2 separate regions of the Homo sapiens genome follow, and region 2 is linked to region 1. A link is a loop called in an ENCODE intact Hi-C map of the cell type or tissue named here. Cell type or tissue: gastrocnemius medialis. All regions are shown on one strand. Each heading gives the region's core, and the rest is flanking DNA. Links, peaks and the distances in the headings are about the cores only. Region 1 has its middle 290 kb from the start of ACTL7B. Region 2 has its middle 390 kb from the start of ACTL7B.

Region 1 (16,576 bases), core at 3,646-11,645:
GCTTCTCAAGACCATCCATGCCTTTTCCTGCCACTATTTCTTTACAGAAGCAGTACTCCTTCTCGGACATGTGAAGCCAACAAACCCCTGTCCCTCAATACCCAGCTCAAATGTCAACACACATTTGCAGCCTTCCCTCACCCACTTATACTTTATATTAGAGAACATAGATATTCATGCCATTGCTAACACAGACATTCAGGGCATCACTCCAATGCCATCATTCATGGAGGGGTAGGGAAACATCACAGCCATTTCCAACCTCCAGCCCCATAGAAACAGAACAATGTTAATGAGAACACAAACTTTAATGTTAATGAGAACACAAACTTTCTCAGGGATAGGGTCACATCTTATTTACTGATATGGTTTGGCTCCATGTTCCCACCCAAATCTCATCTCGAATTGTGATCCCCACGTGTTGGGAGAGGAATCTGGTGGGAGGTGATCGGATCATGGGAGCGGTTTCCCCCATGCTGTTCTCCTGAGAGTGAGTGAGTTTTCAGGAGAACTGATGGTTTAAAAGTGTGTAGCAGATCCCCATTCTCTCTGTCTCTCCTGCCACCATGTAAGACATGCATCGCTTCCCCTTTGCCTTCCACCATGATTGTAAGTTTCCCGAGGCCTCCCCAGCCATGCTCCTGTACAGCCTAAAGAACTGTGAGTCAGTTAAACCTCTTTTCTTGATAACTTACCCAGTCTCAGGTAGTTCTCTATAGCAGTGTAAAAACAGACTAATATGTTTAACTTTGCATGCTCAGATCATAGGAGGTGTCATTAGATGTCACTGAGTGAATGGATAGATGAATACCAACTTATCTATATATGTAACTGAACTAGCACAACTGCTACTGCTATTCACATAAATGACCACAACTACCAAACTTACAGCTAATGTTTACTTGTTAATTATAAAACTATGATATTGTGCAGTGTTTCTCACAGGACGAGAAACAACTTAAGAATTTTTAAATTATGGTGACAGAATTCTACACGGACACAATGTTAAATAATGTTGGGCATGTTGGAAAAGTTATTTCTTTTCCAATTCTGTTTCAGACCTTCCAGTGATGTAAAGGAGAAAATCTCAGTCTGATGCCCTGTGATTTTAACACCTCTCTAAAACCATGCTAAATTTTTTGAACAAAGAGAGGGTAGATCTTAGGCTCAGAGACTTCAACAGAAATTAATACTTAGCTAAGATATAATAACAGTGCTTCATTCTCATTGTTTTTATTTTCATGGTTACTTTCCAATTAGAGAAAGCAATATTAGTGTTTTTATTTACTGTAGTAATATAAAGTTTTCTTGTTAAATGTATTTAAGCTAAACATTAGTCAGTTTAAAGAAACAGAAGAAAGAAATAATATTAGAGGTAGTTTCAAATATTGCAGAAATAGTGAGGATGGCACCCAAGTGCCCTGCTAGAGTGGATAGAGCTCTAGGCTTAGAAGGCAAAAGGCCTGAGGGGAATCATAAGTCTTTTGCTCTTGGGTAAGTTACTAAATTTCTTTGAGCTTTTTTTTTTTTTTTTTGAATTGGCAGAGTATGACTAGTAGTTGCAACTTTTCCTATTTAAATTTTTTGTGAAAATCAGATTAAATTATGTGCATGGAAATGCTTTGGAAATGGATAGAGAGTTACAATATTAAGATCTAAACAACTCAGCTATGACACACTGCACCATTCCTTCCCATCCTGCATACCCAGCGTGGTTGAAATTTAATTGAGTTGAGTTGAAGATGTTCACTTGTGCCCGTGAATTTAATCCTCCTCCTTCCCAAAATCCTGTTAAAATGACCAAAGCCATTTTTATGTAATAAAATATCACAGGAATGGTGTTATTAACCAATCAAAATACATGAGGAATTTTTGCCAGATGTAGGACATACCAGGACCATTAAAGAAATCACTGAATTGATCGACAAGCCCACCACCCAAGAAAAATAAAGGAGACAACCACAGGGCCAGTAACAGCATCCCCAACTCAGCCCCCACACCCTGAGCAACAGGGGCAGGAGGCCCCATTACACTGGGATGAGGACAAAAAGAAAGGGCCAACCTCAAACCCACAAATGACTTCTGGAAACTACCTTAGTCCAGGCAATCAAATTGGGGTCGGGGAGGGGCACTGGAGGGGTAGGGAGACATCACAGTCATTTCCAACCGCCAGCCCCACAGAAAGAGAATAAAAACATTAAATAAAGAAGTGATCTTTCACTTACAAACAACTGGCCCTCCAATTTAACAAAATAAAACTACAAGAATCTAAATTTTTCTTCTTTTTGCCCCTTATATCGTCATCAGGAAACTCCAACCAGGAATCTATAGAATGTATGGCCACCTCAACTTCAGATCCTGAATGAGTTCTCTGAGGATTTTGAGCTCATGGGAAGCTTAATATGAGACACTAGAAGAATGGCTCTGCCCAAAAAGTCAATAGTATTTGAAGCTCTATTGCTAGGACTAGAGTGTTAAGAAGAAGGGAGGTAGACAGGTGTGATCTGCTTTGCACGGATTAAACTTTACTTGTGGTAATTCCTCTAACCAATTCTAAATCCATGCATAATAAAGGCTGTTTAAAACATCATATGTCTGGAATCTCTCCCCCACCTCACCCTTCCTTCTGCCTCAGTAGTAAAAACCTGAGCCTAAGACAGGAGAGAAGAGGAGAAATTAAGGAAGTCTGAATGGGCTGAGTTAAACAGTTTTTCAGAATTTTGACGAAGAAAGATAAGAGACTAAAGTTAAAGCAGAGAAAAAAGAAAAAGACAGTAAATATAAATTTCTTACATTTTGCTGTTAGGAAATGATCCCTTTGAGGTTTTGTTTTGTTTTGTTTTTGTTTTTTGAGACAGAGTCTCACTCTGTCGCCCAGACTGGAGTGCAGTGGTACAATCTCGGCTCACTGCAACCTCCGCTTCCCAGATTCAAGCGATTCTTCTGCCTCAGCCTCCAGTGTAGCTGGGACTACAGGCAGGTGCCACCACACCTGGCTAATTTTTTATTTTTAGTAGAGATGGGGTTTCACCATGTTGGCCATGCTCATCTCGAACTCCTGACCTCAGGTGATCCACCGGCCTCGGCCTCCCAAAGTGCTGGGATTACAGGCGTGAGCCACTGTGCCTGGCCTTGAGGTTTTCAAATAATTTTATTAAATATCTAAATGTGTTCTCAATCACTTTTGGTTGTGGACAAAGACTTGGAGTGTGACATGAGCCCTCCCCGCCTTAACTGGGTCACACATACTTCAAGAGGGATAAACTGGAGGGTGTTCAAAGCACAGTGGCTCAAGTGTGAAGCCCTGAAATGGTGTTGCATGAACAAAACCTTGAAGAAATGGGCTACTTAGCTGACAAAAGGACAAGACTTGTGAGCAGGGGCTGAAGGAATGTATTTGTTCTACCCTAAGAGGGAGAATTGGGACAACTGGTAGAAACTGTGGCAGGGACAGAAATCTGCTCGATATTAGGAAACAATTTTTTTTAACTGAGAGTGCTGTGTGAAGCAGATTGAGCTTCCTAGGCTGGAGACAGGGATTGGAGATTACCTGTCAAAGAAAATACCCAAATTCGGTTTGTAGAATCTCTTCAATGGGACAGTTCAAGCAAGAGGGAGCTGGGGAATGAGGCTTGGTTTAATGATTTTCCTAACAGATACAAAGATGGGGGTGATGAGAGAAAAGGAAAAAAGTAACTGAATTTTAAAAGCCCAAAGTTTTAAGGCCAATAGAGGCCCCAAGACCAATCTTCGGATGCCAAGGACATTTTTCCTATTAGATTCATCAAAAAAGACATTCTCTTTTGCTAAACAAAAGAAGTTCCCTTCTGTTCTCTCAAAAGAAAAATAAGCAAACACTAACTATCCTCTAACTTGCCTGTCCAATTCTCCTGCCTTGGAATATCGCCCTAGACATAGTTCTATCTCCTCTCTGATGACAAGTTATACTTTCACTGTCTCACTGTATTCTGGCCTGAGAAAGACCTGGGGTTTGCCTGGTCAGCCCAGGCTACAGCTGACAATTTGCAATGTTGCCGTGGATTAAATACAGACTCCCAGAAGACAAATTCTCTTCTCCCAAGGGTGTCTGCCTCAGCAATTTCATCTCAAATGGAGAGTAAGACTGAACCAAACTCAGAGAATCCCCAGAGGAGGCTAAGGCCAGGAGTCAACACCAGCAGCTGAAATCCCCAGAAGAGATTGCAGACAGGAGCTGGGTCTTCTCCATCCCTGAACTAAGACTCAGGCAATAGCTGGCTGAGCGTGACTCAGAAGACATATCTGTGCCTGTGAACAAAGCCCAGGCCTTTGGGCTGCATGATCATCACATGACACTCACACCAGTGTGCCAACAGGTGAGCTGCTGTGACTAGCACATCAGATTTCTTTCTGTCCAGGCTTTCTGCAGAGTCCGCTCCTCACAGGTAAGGCAGGAAATCTGAGTAAGGCAACAGCAGCAACCGCAATGAGTCAACAATAGGATGAGTGAATATGCACATGAGGACCTATGACTGCCTTGTCCTGGGGAGGCTCAGGAGATTCACAGAAAAAGGAGAGATGGCCCCTGCCCTTAAGGAGCTCACAGTCCATTGGGAAAACAGTCACATGATCTCATCCTGGTAACATAACGGGGGGACACCCTCATAGAGGTGAGACCTTTGAGGGAGCACAGATAAGGGAGTGATGGATTATCCCTGGGTAGCTCTCCTGGGCATTATATCATCCGAGCAAGAAAACGTGTAGTAAGGAGAGGAAAAAAAAAAAAAAAAAAAAAACATGAGAAAATGCACAAAGGCAAGACATTTGCTTCAGCTATTTGCGGTAATAGTTTGAGTTTCATTTATTATAGAATTAAATACAAATGAAACTTCTGTAGATGATGGCCCCAATACTAAAAGTGTTTTGGTAGGTAGAATCAATGCCTTCCACTGATGGGACACCAGTGAACACTGATTGGTATCCCAGAAACAGATGTAAATTTCTATCCCAGAATGTAAAGTCTATCCCAGAAATAGACTCCAGAGCAAATTACATATATCTATCATGTCAATAAACATACACAAGGAATAGTAAATAAGGAAGGAAAAAGAAGGCTTCTTTTGGTTACAGAGTATTCAATTTAAAAAAGTGTCTGCCAAGCACAGACTTCCACTATGGGGGCAGAGCAGTAAAAATGACGGCACTGAAGGGCAGTGACTGGGAAAATGCTGGAAATGTGAATAGGTCAGGTCGTTAAACATGGACATAACTTCTTTCACTCTCTATAGGAACACTGAGTAAATACATGAGAGGTGAATTTCCATCAGAATTCAGCTGCCTCAGCCCTGACCAATGACCAATTTAGATGAAGATGTTTGACAAGACATAGTGGATCATGCTTCTAGTGACAGATCTGCAGGCTTTTGTCCAGGATAAACACCTTCAGCAAAACCATCCTTTCCTGACCTCCCAGGAGACTGTGGGATGCCTACTGAATGGAGCTACCTGCATGACCTAGATTTTTCTCCTTATAAATTTTAGAAAGAAAATCACATCACGGGTCACCAAATGAGCTGTCATTGACTTGGTCAAAGAAAAATCCATGGGCCGGGCACAATGGCTCACACCTGTAATCCCAGCACTTTGGGAAGCCAACAGGGGCAGATCAACTGAGGTCAGGAGTTTGAGACCAGCCTGACCAACATGGAGAAACCCCATCTCTACTAAATATACAAAATTGGCTGGGCATGGTGGCGCATGCCTGTAATCCCAGCTATTCGGGAGGCTGAGGCAGGAGAATTGCTTGAACCCGGCAGGCAGAGGTAGTGGTGAGACGAGATTACACCATTGCACTCCAGCCTGGGCAACAAGAGTGAAACTCTGTCTCAAAAACAAAGACAAAACCATAAACAAATGATAATTCCAGCAAACGCAGGTAACATTGCTCTATTATTTTATCCCATTTTACTGGAGGTGGAGGAGGCAAATAGAACAACATGCTTTTCTTCATATTTCATTTTTGAAAGCTATTTGAGGATAGTTATCTCTCTCAGATCAAAAGAGGTGGTTTTGGAGTAACAGAAAGTGCAGTAAGTAGGTCAAAGGGTTGTTTGTTTGTTTGTTTGTTTTAAAAAGCTGGGTTTACCTTACAGCCTCTAAATTTTCATCCTGAGCAGGTCACTCTGCCTCTCTGGGTCCATTTCCCAAGATGATCTTCTCATTTACCACACTTTTTTTTTTTGAGAGACTATGACTTCCAGGCTGGTTGATAGATTCAATCTTAAGATTCAGATAAAAATTTCATTCATTCATTTACTCAATAAATATATTGAACTCCTATTATGTATCAATAATTGTCCCAGACATTGTTTCAGATTTAATGAGTTTCCTCATTCTTTGCTCCAAAGAGAACTTGAGGCAGCTTGAAATAATAGTTCAGTACAATAAATACCAATTTTGAGAAAAATAAACTGAAATCAGGCATCATATAACCACATATGTGTAACATAAGGTCCTTCTTAGTTATTTGCTAGAGATAGGCCACTAGTTATTTGCTAGAGGAGACTAATTGTCTCTGAGCTTGCTAGCAGCCAATGCAAAGAGGGAGACACTATCTATTTCATAATTTTCTGGGTCTAAAAGATACAAATAACATCTAAGCTATTTCTGATACTGAGATCGAATATTTAATGTCAGTTTGTCATAAATACATCAAGCTACAGAAACCTTAATTCAGCAAACATTCACTCACATCTACTCTTGTGCCAGGTATTATAATGAGTGAGATGAGTAAAATCTAGTCTGTGCTCTTCAAGTTTTTCATGTTCAAAAACTGCAGATCAGGACTCGTAGACCGTCACTGTCAATTCCTCCCCATTCCTGAAGATGCCCCATCAACCCACCATGATGTTATGAGGCAACCTTCTAGAAATCTTCCTAGCTTAGGGAAAATTCCAGCAGTGTGTTGAAGCTGGGCATACAGAGATGGGGAGATGAGGGCAGGAATGGGGTGTTCTCTGTGGTTAGGAGACACAATGTCCCGTCTCCACCCATTGCAGCTCTAGAATGTGTATCTAGAACACAGCACATGGAATTTGCGGATGTTTTTTAAAGTCTTTATCATCAACAAAAAATCTGCTTTGCAATGCTTTAAAATGCCACCATTGGCAAATGAGAATCATCTGACCTGAAAGAAGCTGAAGGCCCCCTCTGTCCTGTCTAGAGGGCTGTGCTAATGCCAGGCCAAGGTAACCCATTTCTCCCCAGAACAGCCAGATTGCTCCTGGGTACACAGAAGTTGACTAAGAAAATATACTGCCCTTCAAAGGATCTGCTCTACAGATCTTTGAAGGCACCAATTTTATTGTCCTCATTGTCCCAAGAAAGCATCCCATCAAAACCCATTAAACAAAAGTGAGTCATGAAGCAGACGAGTGACTTACTCAAGGCCATACAAGGCAGAGTAGGAACTCGACTGCAGAAACACTCCACAACATGCCTAGACCCTATTTGGGATTTTAAATCTCAGCTCTGTTGGGACTGTGGCTTCCTGAGTATAGAGACCATGTCTTCATGTCTCGTTCATTTCTGCAGCCTCAGTGGCCTATCCTATGCCTGGAACAACATTAGGAGGTCACACTGTGCTGTTTGCATTCGGTTCTTACAACCCAGGGGTGGATGGACTCTATCTAGCACAGACTATCAATGCTGGAAGCACACTGGAGCACCTGGGAAATGTTAACAAAACATGGATATGTGGGCCCCACCCTGAACCAAGTGAATCAGAACTGCTGATCTAGCTCTTAAAGTACCAAAGCATGGCCATCTTGCCTCGGGCTGAAGCCCAAAGTCACAACAGATCTCCAAATGCATTGTTCTTTGAAGGTTAATTCCATTGGGATGTCCTTGCCAAGGCTTTCCCCATGGTAATCCCAGAATATTCTTCAAAAACCAAGGGCAGGAACCTATTCCCTGTTACTGTTCATACACTGCCATCTAGTGGTTGCTGTGGCTCTTCCGGGGGAGTGTCATAAAGACATAGTTGTGCCCAGCTGTAGCTGAGAGATTTCCTTGTGTGCCAGAACCCCAAGCCATTTTATTATTTGGATGTTCTTTCCTTGCAGAATGTCCCATGATTTCATCTCTTAGGGTATCTACAAGTCTTTGATTTTATTTGGATAGACAGTCCAGGGTGGAAGTGGAACCAGGCCCAAACTGAGAATCAGCAACCTGTATGTGGGCCCTGTGTGTGAGCTCAGCAATGTGCCAGTCATCAGACCCTGGACATGTCATTTAATTTCCTGTGCTTCAGTTTACTCATTTGAAAGATGAGGAGAATAACCCAGCCCTCTACATTACCAGAAAGTTTTTATATCAATGAGATCACTAATGTGTGAATTAGCACATTTGTCACAAACATCCACGATCATGAAAATAAACAAACACACACACACATATTCCTTGTTATGCGGGTCATGACACACGTGGTACATGGACAATGAAAAATAATTCACTGATTAAATACATGGAAGCTAATTTTGTGATTTTGAGTCCTATGATCATGAAGATGACAAAACTACCTTTCAAATGTGTGGCTTCGACTTTCTAACGGAATGGATAGAATTCACATCCCACTGAAAAGAGTTCTAGGTCCACTGGATTAACTGAAAGGTCACTAAAGCAGAGAATTCCTGAGATGGGTCATTAGTGTCTCCCTAACCCAGTCATCATTTTGTGTTTTTTTTTTTTTTAGACAGAGTCTCGCTCTGTCACCCAGGCTGGAGTGTAGTGGCGCGATCTCTGCTCACTGCAACCTCCACCTCCCGGGTTCAAGCGATTCTTCTGCCTCAGCCTCCCGAGTAGCTAGGACTATAGGCGCACATCGCCAGGCCAGGCTAATTTTTGTATTTTTAGTACAGATGGGGTTTTACTATATTGGCCAGACTGGTCTTGAACTCCTGAACTTGTGATCCACCTGCCTCGGCCACCCAAAGTGCTGGGATTACAGGCGTGAGCCACCATGCCCAATCCTCAATTTAAAGAGGCTGTTAGGAGAAGAAGACCTGTTGGTGGATTCTAACTCCTTGTGGAGATTCCAACCAGGAAACCTCCTGGTGCAGTCTCCATCCCGGGAAGACCAGGGGAGGTGGCGGGAAGCAAGTCAGGAAGTTGCAAAGAGAGAAGCCTCCTAGGAGCTTTCTACCTGGGGAAGTGCTGTATGCAGGTTCTACCTGGGGAGAGGGTGTCTTAATAAGGGGCATCTCAGAAGAGTCTTGCAATTTGAAGCCCACACAGACTCAAATCTATTCATTGGTGGGGGGTGTAATTTTCCATCTTTTGCCAATTGCACTTTTTAAAGAGCTAAGGGTCAGCTTACAGAAACTAAAAGATAGGACTTTAAAATTTATTTTAATGCTTTAGTCAGAACAGCAGCAAGTCTCCTACTCTGGTATGTGTAAGAATCACCTGGGAAGCTACTTTCAAATGGGCCCCAAGCAAAGATCCTGACTGCAGTGCTTTGGATGGAGCCCAGGATTTTTAATTTTTAATAGACACTTCCAGGTGATTTCATTCCAGGTGCTCCACAGATGGCACATTAAGAATCCTTGTTAAGAAATCTGATTTCTCCTAGGCTTTAGATGCTATAAAGCCACCAATTTTTATCCAGTGGAGTGGGACAAGATGTCTACTGAGATAGGTTAAAGCTCAGAATGGGGAGCAAATTCCCCTAAACACATGGTCTGGGAGGAAATCCAGTTCAGCAAAGCAGAGAAGCCAACAGTCTTGGCATCAGACAGTAGGTGGAGGTCAGGATCAAAAGACATAACGCAGCAGGTCAGAGGGCATGGCCAAGGTAGGCATGACAAGCATGGGGTGTTAGATGTCACAATTTCTCTGATTCTCACTGCAGGAAGGGAGGTTTCTATTGTCTCTATTTTATCACTAGGGCAGAGGAAGTCTATTGTTTACCCCTCACTGTATCTATCATACCATCACCTAAAGAATGCTGTGGTAGTTTCCAGGGCCCCCTCAGCAGGACATCGGGGCCTTTACACATGCTCTTTCCTTAACTATGCCCTCTCTAGTCTCTTCCCCCATCTTTCTCCCCTGTCTGGGGGACTCATGGCTAAAGACTGAACTCAAACATCTCTTTTCTTGCAAGACCCAAAATCAGAACAAATTATTATTGAGATTTTGAAGCACTTATTTAACAATAACTCATCCCCAGACATGAGCTAGGCATGTTGCAAAGGTATCTCACGTGACACAAAGATTGCACAGCTAGGAATTAATATCTAGAACAGGGATCAGTACACTATGTCCCCCAGGCCAACCGGATGATCACCTGTTTCTGTAAATAAAGTCTTTTTGGAATACAGCCATGCACATTTGTTTACATACTGTCTTTGGCCTTGGCAGGGTTAAGTAGTTACAGAAACTATACAGCTTCCAAAGCTGAATATTTACGATCTGGCTCTTTACATGAAAAGTTTGCTGACTATAGTTTAGGAAGATGGATGACATATCTAAGATAATCCAGTGGGCATTCTGAATCTCTCCTAAATGAATAATTTGAATCCAGGACTCTCTGACTTCTGAACTAATGCACAATCATGTTTTCCCTCTTTCTACCATTGGCATCTTGCTTGTAAGTCATTTAAAGCATTTGTCATCACTGTGCTCATATAGACGCCATTTACTTATTCAACCAATTTTTACTGAGCTCCTACAAATAAGATAGGGCTCATACCCTCCAGGATCTAACTACTGGAGCAATGACCTTCAAACTTTTCAGATTATTAACCCCGATCAGTAAAACAACTTTTGAGCACACAACCACAGTATAGGCATATTTATTAGTCACCAAATATACATGTTTACTATTGTAACAACATATTAGGCACATTAAAAAATATTCATGTAATTGAGATGAGAGTTCTATCCTATTCTTCCAACATCCAATTTTGGAAACCACTAGACTAGAGGATTTATAGGATGTGGTGGAAGGTGCTAAGGAGAAAGGTGAACATGGCACCTCTGAGACTTAGAGAGAAGAGAGGAATCAAATGTGGGAAGGGCTGTGAGAGGAAGTTTCAAAGGAGGGGCATTTGACCTGAGTCTTTGGAGATGAGCAGGCGATGATCAGGCAAAAAAAAAAAAAAAAAGGCGTGTGGAAGGGCATTCTAAACAGGGGAACCAGCTTGTCCAAGACACAGAGGTGAAAGTGTGCTGTCTTCAGATAATGGGGCTTTGGTGTCTATAAAAGGAGGCTAGAGGAAGATGAACTGGGTCAATGGGACTAGAACCAGTCTCTGCACAGCAGGGCCACGTGTTCCAGACTAAATCTGAAGTTTCTCCTGAAAGCAAAGAAGAGATATTTAAGAAGAGGATTGGCATTATGATGTTAGAGATCTCTCTGGAAACTGGGCGAAGGAAGGATTAGAGAGACTGCCAGCAGAAAGGTTAGTCCACAGCATTTCAGAATTTATTGAACCCAGGTTTGTTCCATTTCTATAATCAGGGCTTTCTTTTAATTGAGCACTCCATCAAAGTAATGGTGGTCATGTTCATCTTACTACTCTCCCCTTCTGCACCCAGCATTGAGCTGATAAATAGAAGCTAACGACTATTGGTTGGATCATATTGAAATGACACTTTGTCACATTTGCAAGAATGAGACTTCCCAGGGTGAGATCTTTGCTGCCTCTGTAAAACCACCATGGCCCCAGGTCTGTGCCTGAGATGGGGAGATAAAAGGACTTGAGGAGGCATGACTCCACACTATAGGAGCACCGGCCACACAGAAGGCCAGCAGCTGGGCTGACTCGGCACCTGGAGAAACTGCTGAGGATGTGTGTTAGACCAGCCTGGCCAAGTCCTCATCCCGGGCTGTGACTCACTGAATCAGTGGATGATGGTCTTGCCCTGGGCAGTATTGGGAGGCCAGCTGCTGACTAGGGCTCTATTGTGAGGCAACTGGTCTGGCACATGTGTAAAGACTGATGTTGGGTGCCTCCTGCCAGGGAAGTCAGAAGGAGCCCCCAGCAGCTCTGTGCTGTCAGAAGCAGAAAATCAGATGTCCACATCCTCACCCTCCTTGTCTTTCTAGCTGAGCACTGAAGAGCAGAGTTTGCCAAGGGCCACAGAAAATGAGCTGCTCTAGTAGGAGACATCAGGCTTGAACTAAAAACCACCCCAACAGCTTGATCTAAGAGTACCATTCGGGGACAAAAGGAAACCTGAGAGTAAAAAGAGAAAGCAAGCAAACAAACAATATAACCACATATGCATAACCCTAGATAATCCACCTCCAAGGTTCACAGAAAGCTAGCCGGTAGTGTAGTAAAAACAAGAGTAAGGTTTTGCAGAGGAAATCCTTCACATACTAGACACCAGGAATATGATTTCACATACAGTTTAATATAATTCATCATATTAATAGATCAAAAAAGAAAAATCATGTGCTCATCCCTATAAACACTGGAGAGGTGTTTGGAAAATCCAAAACCCAAGAAAACTATTTTTAAAATAAGAATATGCCAGGTGTGGTGGTACATGCCTGTAATCACTTTGGGAGGCGGAAACACGCAGATCACTTGAGCTCAGGAGTTCAAGACCAGCCTCAACAACATGGTAAAACCCAACGTCTACAAAAAATACAAAAATTAGCCAGGTGTGGTAGTACGTATCTGTAGTCCCAGCTACTCAGGTGGCTGAGGTGAGAGGATCACTTGAGTCCAGGAATGGAGGCCGCAGTGAGCTGTGATCACACCACCACACTCCAGCCTGGGTAATAGAGCGAGACTTAGTCTCAAAAAAACAACAAAAAATAAATAAATAAAAATGCATACTTATTCAATGGTACAAAGGCTATATCCCAACCTAAAATGCAGCATCATACTTTTCAGGAAAACAGAAGAAGCATTTCCATCAATGTCAGAAATAGGACAAGGTAGTTCTTTACCATCATTAGTATTTACACTTATTTTGGAGCTATTTGCCAGCACAATAGCTAAGATATAGAAATAATAGATGTTAAGAAATAAAAAAGAGGCAATAAATTCATTAACACTTGCAGATAATATCACTATTTGCTTAGACAATCCAAGGTAAACAATAAGCTTAAACCTCAGGATTTATAAATTCTTGAGTTTTTGGCGGTGGCATCAGAGAAATGAAAATAATCAAAAATATTTCCCCTGGAAAACATCGTGAACTCTCCCTGTTGATATTAAATGCACTAATCATGCCAAAGCGAATAGCATTGAAACAGAAATTTCAGTCTCAACACCACCATGACGTTTCATGTAAGCACCAAAGAAATACCCCTCCCCACAAAAAGAAAAGAAAATTCAAGAAAAGCAATTGACAAATGTTTAGAAACGATGTGAAAATTCTTCAGGTGGATGAATACAAAATTAATATACTGAAACCAATGACTTTCATATATGCAAACAAGAGCCAATTAGAAAATCTAATAAAAGGAAAACCCCATGTATGATACAAAAACAAGATAAAAGACCTAGCAATAGACAAGGTCAACATGAGGAAAACAGACCTACATGATCTACATACAAAAAATGTTTAAATGCTACTCAGAAAAAGAGAAAGCAAGCAGAAGGCATGCTATGCTGTTCAATAAGAACACTTGATATCACTTTTTAAAAATCAGTTATCTTAAATCAACCTACAAATTTGATACATTTTCAATAAAAAATAACAATGGGATTTTTTTTTTTTAACCAGACAAGAATATTCTAAAATTTACATAGGAAATAAATAAGAGTAATACAAAAAATGTCTGGGGGCAGGGGAGAAAAGAGTAATGAGTAGGACCAGCCTTACCAGGTATTTAATGTTTTAAAATCTATTAAAAATTAAAATAATGTGAGATAGTCTCAAGAACAGGTTGATCAATAGAATGGAGAGGAGGCCAGGAGCGGTGGCTCACGCCTGTAATCCCAACACTTTGGGAGGCTGAGGAGGGTGGATCACTTGAGGTCAGGAGTTCGAGATCAGCCTGGCCAACATGGTGAAACCTCTTCTCTATTAAAAATACAAAAATGAGCCTGGCATGGTGGTGTGTACCTGTAATCCCAGCTACTCAGGAGGCTGAGGCAGAAGAATCGCTTAAACTCGGGAGGCGGAGGTTGCAGTGAGCAGAGATTCTGCCACTGCACTCCAGCCTGGGCAGCAGAGTAAGTGGAACTCTGTCCCAAGAAAAAAAAAAATGGAGAAGAAAGTTCAAAATAAATACAAATGTATATTGGGATACATGTGAAGACAGGTAACATTTTAAATCAGTGGGTTGGAGAAGAATTTTTTGATAAATGATGTTTTCCCAACTAGGAAGGCATCTGGAAAGAAAAATAAAGTTGGATCCATACCTCACATCTTCCATGAAGATAAATTCTAGGTGTGTCAAAGATTTAAACATGAAAGAATAACATTTAAAAATGTTAGAACAAAGAAGAATCATTTTTTACATTTTCAAAGTAGGGAAGGCAGTCATTCTAACTATGACAGAAAACACAAACAAAAACAACAAAAAACTAATATGTGAGACTACATAAAAATTGCTACATCTGCCTTTTTTAAGTCAAAATAAAAGCAATCTGGGGAAAATCCTTGCAATACATATCATAGGTAAATGACTAACTTTTTTGAATTTACAAAAGAGCACCTACAAATCATTAAGAAAGAATGTAAACAGATAGTTCTTGAAATAAAATGCAAATGCTTCCCAAGCCATTGATAAGGGTGTCTCAGTATCACTGATACTTAGGGAAATGCAAATTAAAATCAAAATGAGATATCATTTATCACCTACCATTTTGGCAAAGTTCAAAATATTTGGTAACATATTGCATAGGCCAGGATGTGGGAAAAGAAGCATCCCTGACATGTCTGCTGGGACTGGGGATCGCCAAAACACCCATGAAGAGCAATGTGGCACTATCCATCAAAATGTTAAAAACACGTGTCCTTTGATCCAGCAATTCTGCTTCTAAGACTTTATTCTACTTGTCTGAAATGAGAAGTGTTCAAATATTTTCACTGCAACAGCCTTTGTACAACTTTTTGGAAACAGTACTTACATAAAGCAGTCTATGGGGACTGCTTAATTAAATTATAATGTATCCATATGTTATTTAAAAATAATATATCCATATGTTATTAAATTATAACGTATCCATATGTTATTTAAAAAGTTGCAGCAGCCCCATCTGTACTAAGATAATTTCTGTAATATACTTTCAGGTGAAAAAAGCCAGGTATAAAAAATAATAGAGAAAAGAAAATATGTTTGTACATGCATGGATTACCTCTGGAAAAAATACACAAAAGAATTGGTTATGATCAATCTTCTGAATAAAGAAACAGAGTGGCTAGGGAACAAGGGGGGAAATTCGTTTTTCACTGAGTATGCTTCTGTGCCTTTTAAATTTTGTAGCATAAGCATTATCTATAAAAAATTAATATAATTCTTTCAATATACACCATCTGCACCCCTCCCTGGTGTTCCTGTTTCTAGAATTGCAAATGGTGTATCTCAATACAGACTGAAAGGATCTGGAAACTGAAATGGATCTTACATCATCTAGTATGGTCTTGAATCTAACTCTTCAGTTCTCCTACAAACATGCTACTAAAAATGTGGTCTGCAGACCGGTAGTGTCAGCATCACCTGGAGTTTGTTAGGAACTCAGAATCTCGGGCCCCAGCCTAAACCCAATGAATCAGAAATTGTGCTTTAATAAGATTGGCAGGTGAGTCCTGTGCACATTCAGGTCTGAGAAAGACTGCTTTTGTCACATCACCCACTGAGCCTGTGCTGGAAAAGCCCTGGAGAAGGGGAGATTTCTTCCTTAAGAATTCACCAGTTCATCTTTAATAATTATCATGTACTGAGCACCAGTATGTGCCAGAAGGTCACCTAGATAATTATTCTTCATTAGTCCTCACAATAACCCAATGAGGTACGGAATTTCCCAAGCTGAAGGACAGGTACCACCAGTAGTGAGGGAAATGATTCTAGGCAAAACATCTGAATTGCGTATGTTCTTAGAGAATGAGACCATTACTTCCTTTTCATTTTCAATGCTTTTAATTATTCACAAAGAAAATCACAGTTTGGTTCTAGTGTGTCCTTCATGCTTCTTTACATTACTGATACTTGCCCCTCCTATTTCCCCCTTTAAAGCTAGAACCCTCTCAACAGCTTGGTTATTGAGTTGTTTCAATGAACCAAAGCTATCTTCCTATAACTTTCACACCCGTTATAATTTTATCTATTGGATCCACATCCAGAAAAGAACTGAGAGAGAAGCTTGCCCAATGAGATGTTAAAATGTTCCCTACTAGGACAATAAATAGATGGCAATGAAGCTGAAATAAGTAGGTAGATCAATAGAAAGCAATAGATAGTTCAAAAACAAATTCAAGTTTATTTTAGAGCAAGTAGCCCTTAAAACTGAAAAGGGAAAAAAATTAATAAATGGCATTGTTTGGGGACTACTTTGGGGGAAAGCATACAAACAAGTATTGGAGCGATTAAAGATACAAATGTGAATAAAACACATGTTAATATGGATAT
Region 2 (16,576 bases), core at 3,898-11,897, 98 kb before region 1:
AAAGAGTAGAGATTGGCTGTATTATATCAGATCAATAGATTTCAAGTCAAAATATTTCAAAAGAGACAAGGAATGTTACTATATTATGATAAAAGTGTCAATGTAACAATGATAAATATATATTCACCCAACTTCAAAGTACCTAAATATTTAAAGGAAACACTGACAGATATAAAGTTGAAATAGACGGCAATGCAATAATTGTAGAAGACTTTGATACCCCCATTTCAGTAACAGATCATCCAGACAAAAAATCCATAAGGAAATAATAGGCTTGGACAACACTATAGACCAAATGGACCTAAGAAACACATGTGGAACATTTCCCCAGCAACAGCAGAATATAATTTCTTCTCAAGCATCCAGGGAACATTTTCCAGACAGATCACATACTAAGTCACAAAACAAGTCTCAATAAATTTTAAAGGATTAAAATCATCCCAAATATATTTTCAAACCAAAATAGAATGAAACTAGATATTAATAATGTAAGGAAAATGGGAAAATTCACCAATACCTGAAAATTAACACAGTTATGAACACCCATTGACTCAAAGAAGAAATAAAAAGAGAAATGAGAAAATATTTTGAGACAAATGACAACACAACATTGAAAAATGTATGGGATGCAGCAAATGCAGTACTAAGAGGGACATATACAGTGATAAACACCTGCTTTTTTTTTTTTTTAAAAAAAAAGGAAGATTTCAAGTAAGCTACCTAACTTTGTACCTGAAAGCACTAGTAAGAGAACAAACTAAAGTTAGCCAAAGGAAAGAAATGATCAAATTTAGAGCAGAAATAATGAGTAGAAAATGGAAAAACAGTAGAAAAAATCTACAAAACAGAGTAGTTTTCTTTAAAGATAAAACAATGACAACCTCTAGCTAGACTAATTTTTTTAAAAAAGAGAAGATTCAAATACAATTAGAAATATAAAAGAAGATATTACAATTGATTCCACAGAAATAAGGGATTATTACGAGCAATTATATGCCAATAAATTAGATGGCCTAAATGAAATGGATAAATTCATAGAAACATACAACCCATCAGGATTGAATCAAGAATTATTAATAGCTTCGACAGTCCAAAAATAATCAAGATAGAATCAGTAATTGAAAACCACCCAACAAAGTAAAGTCTAGAACCAAATGGCTTCACATTGAATTCTATCAAACATTTAAAGAAGAATTAATAGCAATCCTTTTACAACTCCTCTGAAAAACAGAAAAAGAGAGCACACTTCTGAACTTATGTTAAGAGGCCAGCATTACTCTGATATGAAAGCCAGACAAAGACACCACATGAAAAGAAAACTATAATCCAATATCTCTGATAATCATAGATGCAAAAGTCCTCAGGAAAATACTAGCAAATTGAATTTAATAGCACATTAAAAGGATAATACATCATAATCAATTAATGGGATGCAAGGACGGGTCAATATGCAAATCAATCAATTGCTACATCACATTATTGAAAATGAATAAAAGAATGAAGAATAAAAATCATGATCATCTCAATAAATGCAGAAAAAGCATTTGACAAAATTCAACATCTTTTCATGATAAAAACTCTTCACAAATTAGGTAAAGAAGGAATACACTTCAATACCATAAATATGACAAACACACAGCTAACATCATATCCAATGATGAAGAACTGAAAACTTTTCCTCTAAGATGAGAAACAAGGAAAGTATGCCTACTCTCACCACTTCTATTCAACATATGATTGGAAGCCCTAGCCAGAGCATTTTAGACAAGAAAAAGAAATAAAAGGCATCCAAATAAGAAAGGAAGTAGTAAAATTATCTCTGAAGATGGCACGATGACCCTAAAGTCTTCATTAAAGAAAGAGTTAGAACTAATAATTCAGTAAATTTGCAGGATACAAAATCAATATACAAAAATCAGTAGCATTTCTTTATGCTAATGAACTACCCAAAAAATTAAAACAAAAATCTCATTTATGATAGTATCAAAAAGAATAAATACTTAGGAATAAATTTAACCAAGGAGGTGAAATCTCTATACACTGAAAGCTATAAAATATTGATGAAAGAAATTAGAGAAGACAGAAAAAATGAATAGAAAGATGTCTCATGTTCATAGATTGGAATAATTAATATTGTCAAAATATCCATACTCCTCAAGGTGATCAACAGATGCAATCCCTGCAAAAATGCCAACAACATTTCTAAAAAAATGGAAATAAGAATCCTAACATTGATGTAGAACTACAAGCCTTTGAATAGCCAAAGCAATCTTGAGCAAGAATAATAAAGCAGCAGACTGCTGATTTCAAAATATGAAGCTACAGTAGTCAAAACAGTATGGTATTGGCATAAAAACAGAATAGAGAGCCCAGAAATAAACCCACACATTGACAGTAAACTGATCATGGTCAAGGGGGCAAGCATACACAATGGAAAAAGGATAGTCTCTTCAATAAATGGCTTTGGGAAAATAATATTTGTATGCTAAAGAATGTAATTGAACCCTTATCTTATACATATCCAAAAATTAACTCCAAATGGATTAAGGGCTTAAATGTAAGACCAAAACCTCTAAAATTCTTAGAAGAAAACAAAGGAAAACTTATTGACATTGGCATTGGCAATGATTACTTGGATATGACTAGTGACAAAAGCAAAAATACACAAATGTGATTATATCAAACTGTAAATCTTTTGCACAGCAAAGGAAACAATCAGCAAAGTGAAAAGGTAAACAACAGAAGAAGCATAAATATTGGCAAATTATATGTCTGCAAAATGCATAAGAACCCTTACCACTCAATAGCAAAGAAACAAGTGATCTGATTTAAAAATGAATAAAAGATCTGAATAGACATTTCTCCAAAGAAGACATACAAATGGTTAACAGGTACATGATAAGGTGCTCAACATCACTCATCATCAGAGAAATGCAAATCAAAACCAAAATGAGACATGACCTAACACTTGTTAGGATGGCTATGACCAAAAAGACAAAGTGAACAAGTGTTTGCCAGGATGTGGAGAGAAGGGGATTCTTGTACACTGTTAGTGGGAATATAAATTGGTATAGCCACTATGGATACAGTATGGATGTTCCTCAAATAATTAAAATTAGATCTACCATATGGTCCAACAATCTCCTTTCTTGGGTGTACACTCAAAAGAATTTGAAATCAGTACCTTGAAGAGCTGTCTGCACTCCCACTTTAATTGCAGCAGTAATACAATGACAAAGAAATGGAAACAACCTAAATGTCCACCAAGAGACGAATGGATAAAGAAAATGTCTATTTATATATATATATATATATATATATACATACATATATATATATACACATATATATATACATATATATATATACATATATATACATATATATATACACATATATATATATACACACATATATACATATACATACACACACACACAAGAATATTATTTAGCCTTGAAAATGAAGATCCTACCATTTACTGCAACATGGATGAATTTGGAAGACATTATGCTAGTTGAAGTAAGCTAGACACAGAAGAACAAATAGTACATGATCCCACTTATATCAAGAATATAAAATAGTCAAACTCAGAAGCAGAGAGTAGAATGGTGGTTTTCAGGGGCTGGAGGTAGGGGAAACTGGAGAGATGTTGCAAAGTATACATAGTTTCAGTTATGCAAGACAACTAAATCCTAGAGAACTACTATGCAGCGGAGTGCATCTAGTTAACAATATTGTATTATATGCTTAAAATTATGTTTTATGTTAAGTTCTTATCACACACACAAAAATAAAAAGAGGCCAGAGAGATAAAACTTTAGAGATGATGGTTATGTTAGTGTTTATGGTGATGATTTTGCAGGTGTATATGTACTTATCTTCAAACTCATCAAGGTGTATATATTAAATATGTACAGGTTTGCGTACATCAGTCATACCTCAATTAAGAGAAAAAGGTCTCAGCTGCACAGAAGTGAGTCTGATCAAGATTCTAACTCCCATCTTATCAGTTGTGGTCCCTCATACACCCATGGTGATGACCCCAGAATCCCATAGATAGATGGTGACCATTTTACAAGCACTCCACCAGGGTCAGAGGAGAACAAGAGGCTCAAGATGCTGTGAGCCTGAGGACTTAGTGGCTGTTCTTCAAATATCCTAGGGACACAGATAATTTAAGAGGGCTCCTTATTTAGGACTCTCAAAACCTCTTACCAAATGTGAGCCATGCTGGATGTTTGAGATGGAATAAAAGGAGTGGATGTGGGACTATGGGACACAGCCAAATTCCCAAGAAGAGAGCCAGAGTTGTGGCTGAGACCCAACCCTTGCCAGTGGAATTCAAAGGCCAGTGGTTGAGCAATGCTTTCTTGGCTTATTCAAAAAGGTGGTGAAAGCTTGGTGCCAAAGTACCACCGTCAGCACCAACATCTTTACTATGGTGCATTATTCACTTACTCCAGCTAGACCCTATTCAAAGCACACACTTTATACAAAGAAACCCATGAGGCGTGTATCATTTTCTCCATTTCACAGAGGAGGAGACTGAGCCCCTGAGAGTCTGGGTGAATTGCCTAACATCACACAGCTATTAAGGGCAGCCCAGTACTCTCTAAGGGATGAAAACTGTGAATTGATATACACACCCAGAGCCTCCACCAGCAGCCATAAAGTTTGCAGCCGAGACAAAGTAAGTTATTTAACTGATTTTATAGCAGTTCTGCCTTGCTTCTATTATACTAACAACTGGGCATTGTCCTCTTGGTGTAGCTGTAAGGGCTGTTATATGGTAAAGCAATTAATTATCTGCCTTTTGATATTTTCTCTTTGCTCTAGGAAGCCAAAATTGTTTTCTCTTTTTTTTTCAGTTCCACCTGTAAAGGAAATGTATGAAAAATTAGTTCTACTAGGAAATTCTATGATACCTAGACTGTAAAAAAAAATTTTATCTGGAATTTGCAAAATCTAGCATAATGTTTTACTATAGAACTAATGTGTCATCATTGGATCTAATCTGGCTGCCATTTATTTCTCTTCAGAGAAGCAGACTTGTTTCTTGTTCTCGATGAAATATGTCTTAAATTCTGAATGCACTGTGCTGTGTTGCATTCGTCATTACATAGCTACAGGGAATGAAAATGAAAACAACCAATTTTCTTAATTAAAGAGTTCTAGTAAGACAAGCATTGCTCTATGCACCACTTTTCATTTGTCTTGGCAAATAGTAACGACAATAATAACAATACTATGAATTTAGACAGTTCCTTTCTTCCAAGAAGTTCAAAGCTCTAATGCGTCATGAGAACAGACACACAGGTAGTAGTAAACTTGGAAAGGAGAAATAAATGTTATGTGTGCCATATTAAAACACAAAAACAAAACCACAATTTATTTGATGAATATTTTTTCTTCAGATGGATGCAGTATGGTGTGAGAAAGAAAAAGAAAAACACACAAAACTTAAGACGCAGATGTGTGTGAACCTCAGCCCTGCCACAAACTAGCTGGGGGTCCAGCCTTAAACAACTTTCAGCCTTGCTAAGTCTCAAGATTCTCACCTATAACAGAGAAATAGTGAATATCTGTCTCATATGATTATCATTGTGATAAAGTAAGTTATGTAAGGCACTTTATAGGTCACAAAGTCTCATAGCACAAATGTTACATTATTGTTTTCTTACAATGCAAGTAGAAAAAGTTTCAAGCAAGCTAACTTGCACAGCTGCACATCATCCCATCATTCTCCACAACCCATCCTCAGCTTTTATTCTCCAATTCTTGCACTGGTACCTGGAATGTTCATCAATCTTTATTGAAATGGGATGAATTAAATTCTACTAAATTTATATTCTTTACACAGATTCATAAAAACAACAGATATGGCAATATGATGTCCCATACCTTTTAATTCTAGGAGATCAGCTTTATAACCCACATGAACAGAGGCAGCTCCAAATTAACTTAACAGTAAGGATTTAGGAGGCTAAAAATTCTTCAAATGTCTTTAGAATTCAATAGAACACTTGCTTTTAAATTCAATTAATTGAGAATCTTTAATGTTTTTAAGATATATTTTAATCATTCAAGAATAAATAGGAATTTCAAAATAAATAGAAGTTGGTACTTATTTTCCCAACTCCCAAATACTTTTAGGCTATTAAACTCTCATCCCTTTGGGGAGAAAATAGTTTCGCAACAGAATTTCAACAAGGGAAAATTATCACCTGCAAGTGTACATCATATTACCACTAAAAAGGGCTTCCACATCTCTTGTTTTGTTCTGTTTTGTTTTGTTTTGTTTTGTTTGAAACCAAGTCTTGCTCTATCGCCCAGGCTGGAGTGCTGTGGCGCAATCTCGGCTCACTGCAACCTCAGCCTCCCTGGCTCAAGCGATTCTTGTGCCTCAGCCTCCCAAGTAGCTGCGATTACAGGTACCTGCCACCACGCCCAGCTAATTTTTATATTTTTAGTAGAGACATTTTAGTTTCACCACGTTGGCCAGGCTGGTCCTGAATTCCCGATCTAAGGTGATCCTCCTGCCCTGGACTCTCAAAGTTCTGGGATTACAGATGTAAGCCACCATACTGGCCTTCCACATCTCTTATCTAATTTGATCCTCATAGTAGTTTCCCATTCTACAGATGATGAGACTGAGTCATAGACCAATTATGTCACTTGATCATAAGCAATGAGGTTAGGACTAAAAACACAGTTCTTCATTGCCTGAAAATGATAATAACTCCAGGAATAGAAAAGTACCATGAAAGTACCCTCAGCTTTAAGCATTACACCAATAAATAAATGATTCGTTTGGCTGACTATATGAGCAAAGGAAGAGTAGCTTCACCAACACTGCCAACAAAAACTGAATAGCACAGCCAGCCTTTTGAACTTGGCCTACTCAGTACCTCAGACAAGGTCTGGGTGTAGGTTTAATAGTTATGGGTTGGTGGTGGAGGTTGATTAGGTTTTTTGGTTTGGTTTGGTTTTGATTTTGTTTTGTGGATTTGATTTTCTTTTCCCTAAAACTGAACTAACAATTATTTGACTAACTGACCAAATGAACTAGCGGTTTTGGCATCAAAAAGACATAACCTAAAAATAGAAAAGGAAACAAAGAAATAGAACAAGAAATAATGGGGTTAAGATGAAAATATAATGGACATTAAAATCAGACAGCAAAAAAGAAACAATAAGGAAATAAAGCACATAGATATTGCCCCTAAAGTAAGTATGTACTCCTAGAAAGCTGAAAAAAAGATAATTTTAAAGCATTTAATCACTTTTATACTTTTTACTTAATTGTTTTTGTTTCTTTGGGGAGGGGAAACAATGATAAAATGGAAAATAAATTTTAAATAATCACCCAAGATGCTGATATAAAATGTATTATTTATTTTATATTTAAACATTTCTAAATGACTTTAGGATGGATTACATATACTTTTTCCAAGTCCTTGATGAAAAGAGTAACTGCTTTGTGATTTATCTTTGTGTAAGTACAGTCTTCCACGTAGCAGATTTGTTTAGAATAAAATTCAGGCTGGTAGCAAATCCTTCCTGGGCTTCCCTGTGGCTCCTAGCACATTTCTCTGTGCAATGTCACAGAAAGAGCCAGACTGGAATAAGCAGCTCTCTCTTCCAAAGAAGCACTTATAAAAGTATATATACAACATGGACCGTCATGACTATCATCAGCCTTCCTACAAAAGATGCAAAACTTCCTTATAGAAAAATCTACCACACATTGAGAGCTTTGTGTTAGTCAGATACAATGCAAAGTCCTGAATATAATTTTTATTTTTATATAACCTTACAACAACCTCTGTGACTAGGTACTCATATTCTCACTTGACAGTGGAGGAAATTGAAACTAAAAGAAGTTCAGTAAGCAGCCTGTGATCAGAGGGCACACAAGTGTTGGAATTGGGATATAAACCCAAGTGTTCCAAGTTCCAAAGCCATTTTGGATGTGGTCACTGCTTTAGAAGCAAAGAGCATGGTCATGCCACTGTCATCTGCAGGCACACCACCAGGGCCAAAGTCCAACAATCCCGGATGTCAGTTTTCACAGAATTGGACTTGATCCTAGGAGAGAGCTTAGTGAGTTCCAAAGAATGGCAGATTGGCATGTACTTCAGAATAGTCATCTACTTTGTAATCACTCTCCCAGCATCATTTTAATGTCACTCCCTTCTCTATTTCTGCCTTTAGTTTTTATACTGAGAGGTTAACCCAAAATATACTGTGTTATCTTGCAGGGAGACAGTGTGGGAAGGCAGTAAGAACGTGCACTCACTCTGTGGAAAGTAATAAGGATAACAACAGTGACTAGCTATGAGGCACTGTCCTGGGGCGTCATTGATGCATTCTCTTCTAATCTTCAGCTATTCCATGGTGTATTTATCATCTCCTCACATAACAGATTAGGAACTTGAGCTCGGAGGAACTTCCGGAGTTTGGCTCCAGGCTCCTTCACTCACTCCCCGAATGACCTTGAGTAGCTTGGTCAAGCTACTCAACCTCCTGAAGCCTCAGTTTATCATCTATACCAAACTCATGGAACTACTGCAAATATATAGAGTAATCTTGACACACAAAGGCTGTTTGTCTTACTCTGTTCAATACATCTTTTCAACATCTAACAGAGTGCCTTAAAGTAGTAGTGAGGTAGGAGACCAGCAGGACTTTTTTTCCTAGTCCAGACAGGATGAAGTGGAAAAAACAGCCAGAACCAGCAGGTGGCGCTGAAAGAGATTGCTAGTTGCCCTCATTGCTCATTAGCATAATATATTCCCACCAGTGCCATGACAGTTTACAAATGCCATGGCAATGACCCGAAAGTTACCTCCTGTTTCCATGACAATGACTTCAAAGTTACTACTCCTCTTCTAGAAAGTTCTGCATAAACGACTCCTTGATTTGCATGTAATTAAAAATTAGTATAAATCCAGCTAGCCAATAGCACGAGTGCTAACTCTGGGCACATGGCCTTGAGTTAGCCATTATCCACAAAAAGCAACTCCAATTCAATAAGACATTGCTGTCTAACACCACTGGCTTGCCCTTTGGTTCTTTCCTGGGCAAGCCAAGAACCCTCCGCAGCTAAGCCCCAGTATTGGAGCTCACTTGCCTGCCTGCATCAGCAAAATTTGGTTATGGTTTAATTTGGTGTTGATATAGAGATTAGTTGATAGAAAGATGGAATGGTGTTGAAAGGATGATATGAAATGAACATCTGTGGATTAAATTCTCAGGAAGCAGGAGAGCCTGTCAGGCCTGTTGAAGAAGGAGCCCTGTGAACTGTGGCACTCATCTTCTCTGCCTTCAGCCTGCTTATCTGAGATACGAATTTAACTGCAGGTCGTTGGAGATAGGAGAGAGGAGGATGGAAGAGCTCCTCCCCCACTGACTTCCCTCCATTGGTTAAAGTGTAAAACTCCTCCATTGTATGACCCCATTATGCTTTCTCCACTTCATGTAGTAACATGACCTGCAAAACCTGATGTGTTGTCCATTCCAGACCAATAGCTTTCTATGCCTCAAACCCCCCTTGATCTTTCAAACCTCTGTTGATTCCACTCCCTCATTTAGAATGCCCTTCCATCATTTCTTCTTGCCAAACTTCCAGATCCTCCTAGAAGAACTCAAATGGCATTTCTTTTCAGGACCTTCTTGGATTTTAGCACAGTTAACTAGATCAACCCAGCACAGTCTACATGGTGTCACACTAGATATAAATGTATGCCCCATACAACACACTCGAGGAATTAATTTCGCCTTATTCCTCTCTGTATCCACAGCAGATGCCCCAGAGTCTGGCCCGGGATACTTCTTGTACAGCTGAAAAAAAATAAAATGGGGTGAGATCAGAGTTCCCTTAACCTTGACCTCCGCAGTAGACCATAAAGCAAGTATATGTTCCCCAGGGCGTCGACGCCTTTATCCTCGGCTCCCTTTCTGTTTCTGCTTTAAGTATTAACAAACTCAACACGGCTGTGGTTTGCCTTCCACGGCAATGGAAACTAGATTGGGTTAGAATTATTTTAATACTGAAAATAGGAAGAACACTGGTGAGTCATCCTCCTTAGTCACCATGGGGCCAAAGTTTAGGACAAACCAAGAGGGAACTCTGCCCTTAACCACATCTGAAATGGAAAATGTCCACTGGCTCTCATCCCCACCATCCTTTACCATGATTCTTGGACTGGGTTCCATAGGAAGTGTTATAGAGCTGTTTTCCATTGGCATCGAGGTGAAGCATGGGTGGAATGTACCACAGTGACGAAAAGGCAAGCAGTGAGGGTGCAACACAAGGTCCTAGAGTCACAGCCCTATTGTCAGCCGTCTTTTCCTGGTGTTTCTGTGGCCTGTCTCTAAAGGTACCAAATGCTTAGAAGGCTGAGTTGTAACCACCAACATTATTGTGTACACATATCTGTCCCCTTTCTCCTCGCAACAAGAGCAGAGAAACTCTAAAATTAAGACAAACGAATTGGTACACTCTCATGAGTTAACATGTATCTATTGAGGGCCTATTATGAGCCAGGAGTTAGGCATAGAGGATACCATGGTAAGCAAATATATCCACAGCCCCTACCATCATGGCAAATAGCATTGGCATGAGTAGAGTGAACCCTGGAACCAAATCGCCCATCTAACCTGATTATCAACTCTGCCATCTGTAATCCACAGAACCTTGAATAAATGGATTAGCCTCTCTATGCTTCAGTTTCCTCATCTGGAAAATGGGAAGGATAATAATAAATATCTACCTTTTAGAGTCATTATAAACACTAAATAACACATGTAAAGCTCCTGAAAAATAGTAAACTCTCAGTAAATTTTAGTCATTTGCATTTTAGTGAAGGACACAAACATTAACCAAAATGACATCGAAAGAAACCGACGTGATTATAAATGAGCTACAAGTGGTATGATAGTGAAGGTGAACACTAGGCATGCCTATATGAGACTGGTGATCAAAAAAGACTTCCCTGGGGAAGTATATTGAAAAGGTGGGGTAGGAGTTGTTTAAGGCAGAAGCTCTGCGGTGAAGAATACAGAACACATTCCAGAAACTGGAAAAGCAACGGAGCATCTCCCACAAGGTTTAAGGAGCCTGCTCCAACATGACATGAACAGATGAGCTCACATTGGATGGAAAGAGCACCCACACAGCACGCTCAGAGGGAGTCCGCAAAGGATGCACAGTTGGCCCAGGTGCAGGTCTCCATGCTCCTCTACAACACAGGGCCCAATTTTCCACCCTGGACTCTGAGTGGTTTGGAATTATCACTGGAACCCTTGCGCAAAAACTGTTCAATGCTATTTTAGTGTGTTAGAGTATCTGTATGTGTTTCACAGAGTAAGAGAAAGGCAGGCACCTGAGTAAGGAGGAAATAGTCTGATCTCACTCTCCCTGCCCATAATTGGCCACTCCTTGCCTATGGCCATCACTTTCCCTATGGGCCCCTGAGGGAGAGACTCACTCACAGACAACTCTACTCCAGTGTGTTATGGGACTTGAGGAGACCATTTTCCCCTTTGAGAACTGAGTTTTGAGGCCTGGCCCAGTAACTCACACCCATAATCCCAGCACTTCAGGAGGCTAAGGCAGGAGAATTGCTTGAGGCCAGGAGTTCAAGACCAGCCTGGGCAACATAGTGTGGCCCTGTATTTACTAAAAATAAAAAAAAAAAATTTGCTAGATATGATGGCACATGACCGTAGTACCAGATACTCCTGAGGCTAAGGCAGGAGGATGGTTTGAACCCAGAAATGGTGACTGCAGTGAGCTGTGATTGCACCATTGCACCCCTGTCTGGGTGACAGAGCAAGACCCTGTCTCAAAAAAGGAAATAATAAGAAGAAGAGGAAGAAGAATTGAATCAGGTAAAGTCAAAGACCTTGTGTAAAGCCCCAGTTCCATTCACTATTCGTGACACAGCCCACTTTCCCATTTTTCTACCTCTTCTGCTTTAGATTCACATATCGCCAGATGTGGAAACACCTTCATTTTACTTAGTGGATATGAGGTGAATAACGTGCCAAGATTGGAAGAGGGAGAGGAGGAGAGAGAGTTTGGGCTCCTAATCAGGATGGATCAGCTGAGGCCCTGTGCAAAATTAAAATGCGAGACCCCTTTCTTAAAAAGTTAAGAATTTCAAGATGGCAAAAACACAGCATTCAGTCAAACACAGAGCCCTCTGAGCACAGGCTCAGTGCAACTGCAGGGTCACACACCCATGTAGCCTCCTGGCTCTGGATCTAATGCCCTTTCCTCTGTTACCTGCTGACTTCTCCTTTCTCCTCATTCCCATTCCCAGCCTCCATAGATTCTAAGTAACAAAGAAATAAATGCTATGTTTAAGTTTGAAAGACTGATTGGATTTATGAGAGAAAACTATGCAATCTCTGGGGAAAAAATGAAAAACAATTGAAGAACATCATCTCTTTTAATTTTTTTTTTTTTTTACCCTCTTCAAAGTTCTCTTTACTTCCAAGAAACGGCCATGTGAGCAGAAAAAAAAAGGCCAGGATACAAAATTCAGTAGGTTGGAGATTTGGGAATAAATCACACATTGAATTTTCTAAATAAAAGTCAGCATGTCCCTATGTACAACAGAGAATACCCCGGGCCCCAGAGAACAGCTCTGGACAGTTCCTATTTCTGGATTCCTGAGTGGGTTACTAATAAAGACCATCCACATTCAACAAGACAAAGTGAGATGCGGTCAATACAAAGCCCTGCCATTAGGTGGGTCACAGCCCTGATGGAATCAGCCGAGCTGAAAAAGCCCAGGTTGAGAGGGGCCGGTTGACATGATGCTTGTCACAGGGCAAAGGTCTCACAGGCCTGGCAAATAAAGTTAAAGGTACCACAGCTGGCTATATCAACAAAGGTATAAAGGCCATGGCATGGAAGGTGAAATTCTGTTCTACGTGAGCATTAAGAATGCGGAGCTGTAGGTAGGATGTTCTCTGCTTTAAGTCCTTCATCATAAGTGGTAAAGGATAAGAACATGGAGAAGTGTTGTAGGTCAGGATGGAGGAAGATCTCAAAATGGCAGCACCCATGGAAGAAGCTCTTCATCTGAAGAAGAGCAATCTCAAGGAAGTCCTGGGCGGCTTTGAAAGGCTGTCAGGAGGAAGCTGGATTCAGCATATTCAGTGTAGCTCAGGAAATCAAGAGATGTGGGTGGGTGAGTGGTATACACAGGAAGACAGGACAGGGACCTGTTCCTGGAAGTGGACGCAATGGGCACCTGTCCATGCTATATCAAATGCAGAGTTCTGCTGGATGGGACCCCCGGGTCCTCTTCAAAGTCTATGAACTCCTGGGAATCAAACACAAGAAAAGAGAGGGGATGTCTTGAGTCTTGAGGTGACCTAGTTCACAATCAAAAGCAACATATCTTAATGATTTTATAGTATCAAGGATGATAAGGGGGAGGGGAGCACAACATCAAGAAAGGGTTAACTGGAAGAACACAGGTTGGACACTTTACAAATTGAGAGAAGAGGTGCCCAGACACTGCTGCGGGCACACGATAGGTACTTGCTAGGACCAGGGCCAGGACAGATTGTTGGCTTAACACCGAGTCATCCTCAGGTTACCTAAGGCCGGCCTGGAATGAGGGAGTGGTGGCTGTTCTCCAAAGACATTTGTGTTGACCAGTCTTGAGCACAGATAATCAGCAGCAGCAACTTTTGGCTGTGATAAGGAAGAAATTTTTAAAAAGCTGTCTGCGTGTCTGCATGTTTTTTTGTTTTGGTTTGGTTTGCTTTTTTGCAAAACCTGGGTCCTGTTGCCTTTTACAATCATGTAGTGCCTTTGTCAAGACAGTCTGATTCCTTGTTTGTTTTCTTTGGATTACTCCACCCTGCTGTGGGAAAATTAACTCTTTGGCATGCCCACACGTATACATCCATGTAGACATCCACCCCCAGCAACGAATCCTCAGGAGCCCCACCAAGGCTACCAGGTTAAAGGAAGAGCTTAAAGTCCAATTAAAGTCTAATGAGCTCTGCTAATTGAGATTATTCTTGCAAATTGGTTAAAATTCTAATGAGTTGGCCTTAAACGGAACCTCCAGTGGATGTTTACTCTGGCTCTGCCCCAGCAAATTTGTAAGACAAATGCAATATCCCTGTCCTCACCAGCCTCAGTGAGAACGGGGGATAACATTACTGAATGCCAGATAGTCACAAGCATTAATCATCATCTTAGACTGCTAAAATGCTGTCAGCTACTGATACAAAAACTGAGATTGAACACAATGGGTGTTTTCTAGGAAAGATGCATCTGCCATCTGCTAGGCACTGAGCTAGGGGCTTTTGGAACTTAGAGCACACTCAGATAGACACTTGCCTGATTTGATTAGAATTCCCAAAGTAATCCTGTGTTGGGGAAAAGGGAGTCAAGAAAGAGGGATAGCAGGGGGGAGGGAGGGAGAGTTAGCCAACTATTCTTTCTGCTCCAGAGAGCAACATCCTTACAGCAAGATTTGGAGTTCATTCATTTTAGATTCTAGCTACAATATTACAGAGGATTTACAAATAGAGATTATAAATTAGTTACGTCAATTAAATATATGCATGTGTGTTTTAATCTAGCAGTAGTCTCCAGTGGGGGAAACGAAAGAGCCTCAATGAATCATGGCCTTCGGAGTCCCAGACAAGGAATGAGTTAAGTACTCACTGCTCTATCCCCTAAGTCTACAGGAGACACAAGACATCAAGCATCACATGATGTTTCTTTTGAAGGCTCTCTCACTCAGATTGAGAGGAGAACAAAAGCACCAGGGAATGAAGACAGCTTTCTCCACAGAATATGTCACTCTCCTGGGGGTTCAGCCTCCAGCTCTGACGTAGCTTAGAAGCGGGTATTTGATTAATGCCGGCAGAACCAGACCTGCAGTCTCTCAGTAGGTCTGGCAGAGGTGGCCCAGTACCTTGCTTTGGGATGTGAACCAATTGTGCTTTTCTCCTCCTCTGGGATTTTTGCTGAAATTCCAAGGAAAGTGGGAGAACCATGTTTAATATCCTGTCACATAGAATTATGACCCTCTTAGTCAGAAATCCTAAGTGCAACCAAGTGAATCCCTCCATCTAATTTAAGCAGAAACGAGATCTGTTGAAGTAGTACACAGAAACTCTGAAGAGAGCCAAGAATTCAGTCTGGAGTCTACACGGAGGAGCAACACCCAAACCTCTACCAAACTAGGTCTCAGACTCTTTCCAGAGAAGATGGAGTAGAATTTGTAGTGTAAAATATCTCAGATATGTAAGAAGAGTATATTAAAAGTTTATGAGCAGTCACAAACAGGGCAATTTTCTTTCCATTCAGTTTAACTAACAAGACACTTAGGGATAGAAGTTTCCAAGACGGAGCCACAATTTACCTATTCCAGCCTCTAAAACTATCCTATTTCCACACCACCCTGCTGTGGGAAAATTAACACTGGCATGTCCACACGTATACATGCCACCTATAGAAAACAAAGCGGCTCTCAATAAAGTCATGTCTTTGACATATTCATTGTCCTTCTAGATTCTAGAAACGTATTAACCTGGTTTTTTTTTTTTTTTAAAAAGCCCTAAACTTTATTCTTGAAGTAGAGTTTCTAAAATGAACCCTATTTTATCTTTGCTAAAATGGTTTTAACAGCAGTCTCCCCTTGAAATGAACTTTTTTTTCAGTTATCCCTTTTCTTATGATTATTTCACTGAAAATGAATTTAAGATCATTAAAGCAGATATCTAGATACATTTTTACTGAGCTTCATATTCATCAAAAACAAAGCTCTGTACATGGATAAAGTAATTTTTCCTATACACAGATAATTACTATAGCAATTAAACTGAAGTAAATGTGGTGAAAGAGAAGCGTGGTTTAAATGCTGCAGGAGTGTAGGCCTGAGAGATCATCTAACTGAAGAAAGAATAGAAGGTTTCAGACAACAGGTATTATCCATGGTGACCTTAAAAGACACATAGGATTTCAACAGGAGAAAGGGATGAAGGGAATTCCAAGTAGAGGGAGAAGTGTGAACCAGGTAAGAAGCCAAATGGTGGATAAAGACGCACAATAGAGAAAAGGACTGGAAATAGCAATTGAAGACCTTGAATACCCAGCTAACAAATTTGACCTCATTCAGTAAACACTGGAGAGTCCTGATTTTTCATCACCGGAAGGAACTGTCAGATCTGGGCTTTAAAAGACCAGTTTAATTGCAAGTGTCCTGTGGGCTAGATAAGATCTGGGCTTTAAAAGACTAATTCAATTACAAGTGTCCTATGGGCTAATAAGCAGACCAGATCTGAAACAAATTTGACCAGATCACCAGAACCAATTTTCTTTAAAATATCCCCATCCTCTGGAAAAATTGGCAAAATTAGAAAAGGATTTTCTCAGTAGAAAAAATGCTTTCAACAACCTTTGGAAAGATAAAATCATGGATAAATTACCATATATTTGTCACAGGAAGTAGACCAGGCATTTTAGCTTGGTGTAAATTTCTGAGCCATGAAATTATTGAATATTGCTATGAAAGTCTTTTAGAAACTA

Evidence for each region. Peaks named below come from ENCODE experiments on the same cell type or tissue, not always from the same donor. Only the 100,000 strongest peaks of a DNase experiment are listed, where the experiment ranks them.
Region 2: it touches region 1 in a loop (8-fold over the local background); 20 of 110 quality-filtered maps call a loop at or near these places.

What each region holds. Positions count from the first base shown.
Region 1 is chr9:108,557,981-108,574,556 of GRCh38, forward strand. No RefSeq gene overlaps it. Among named protein-coding and RNA genes, the nearest start is that of ACTL7B, 290 kb to the right of the region's middle. RefSeq lists a silencer at 4,375-4,572 and an enhancer at 7,947-8,066. In gastrocnemius medialis, for the core only: CTCF peaks have their summits at 7,974 (motif pointing left) and 8,179; a DNase peak (open chromatin) is centred at 7,991.
Region 2 is chr9:108,459,788-108,476,363 of GRCh38, forward strand. No RefSeq gene overlaps it. Among named protein-coding and RNA genes, the nearest start is that of ACTL7B, 390 kb to the right of the region's middle. In gastrocnemius medialis, for the core only: a CTCF peak has its summit at 8,738 (motif pointing right); no DNase peak of the experiment used is centred there; H3K27ac peaks cover 1,187 bases.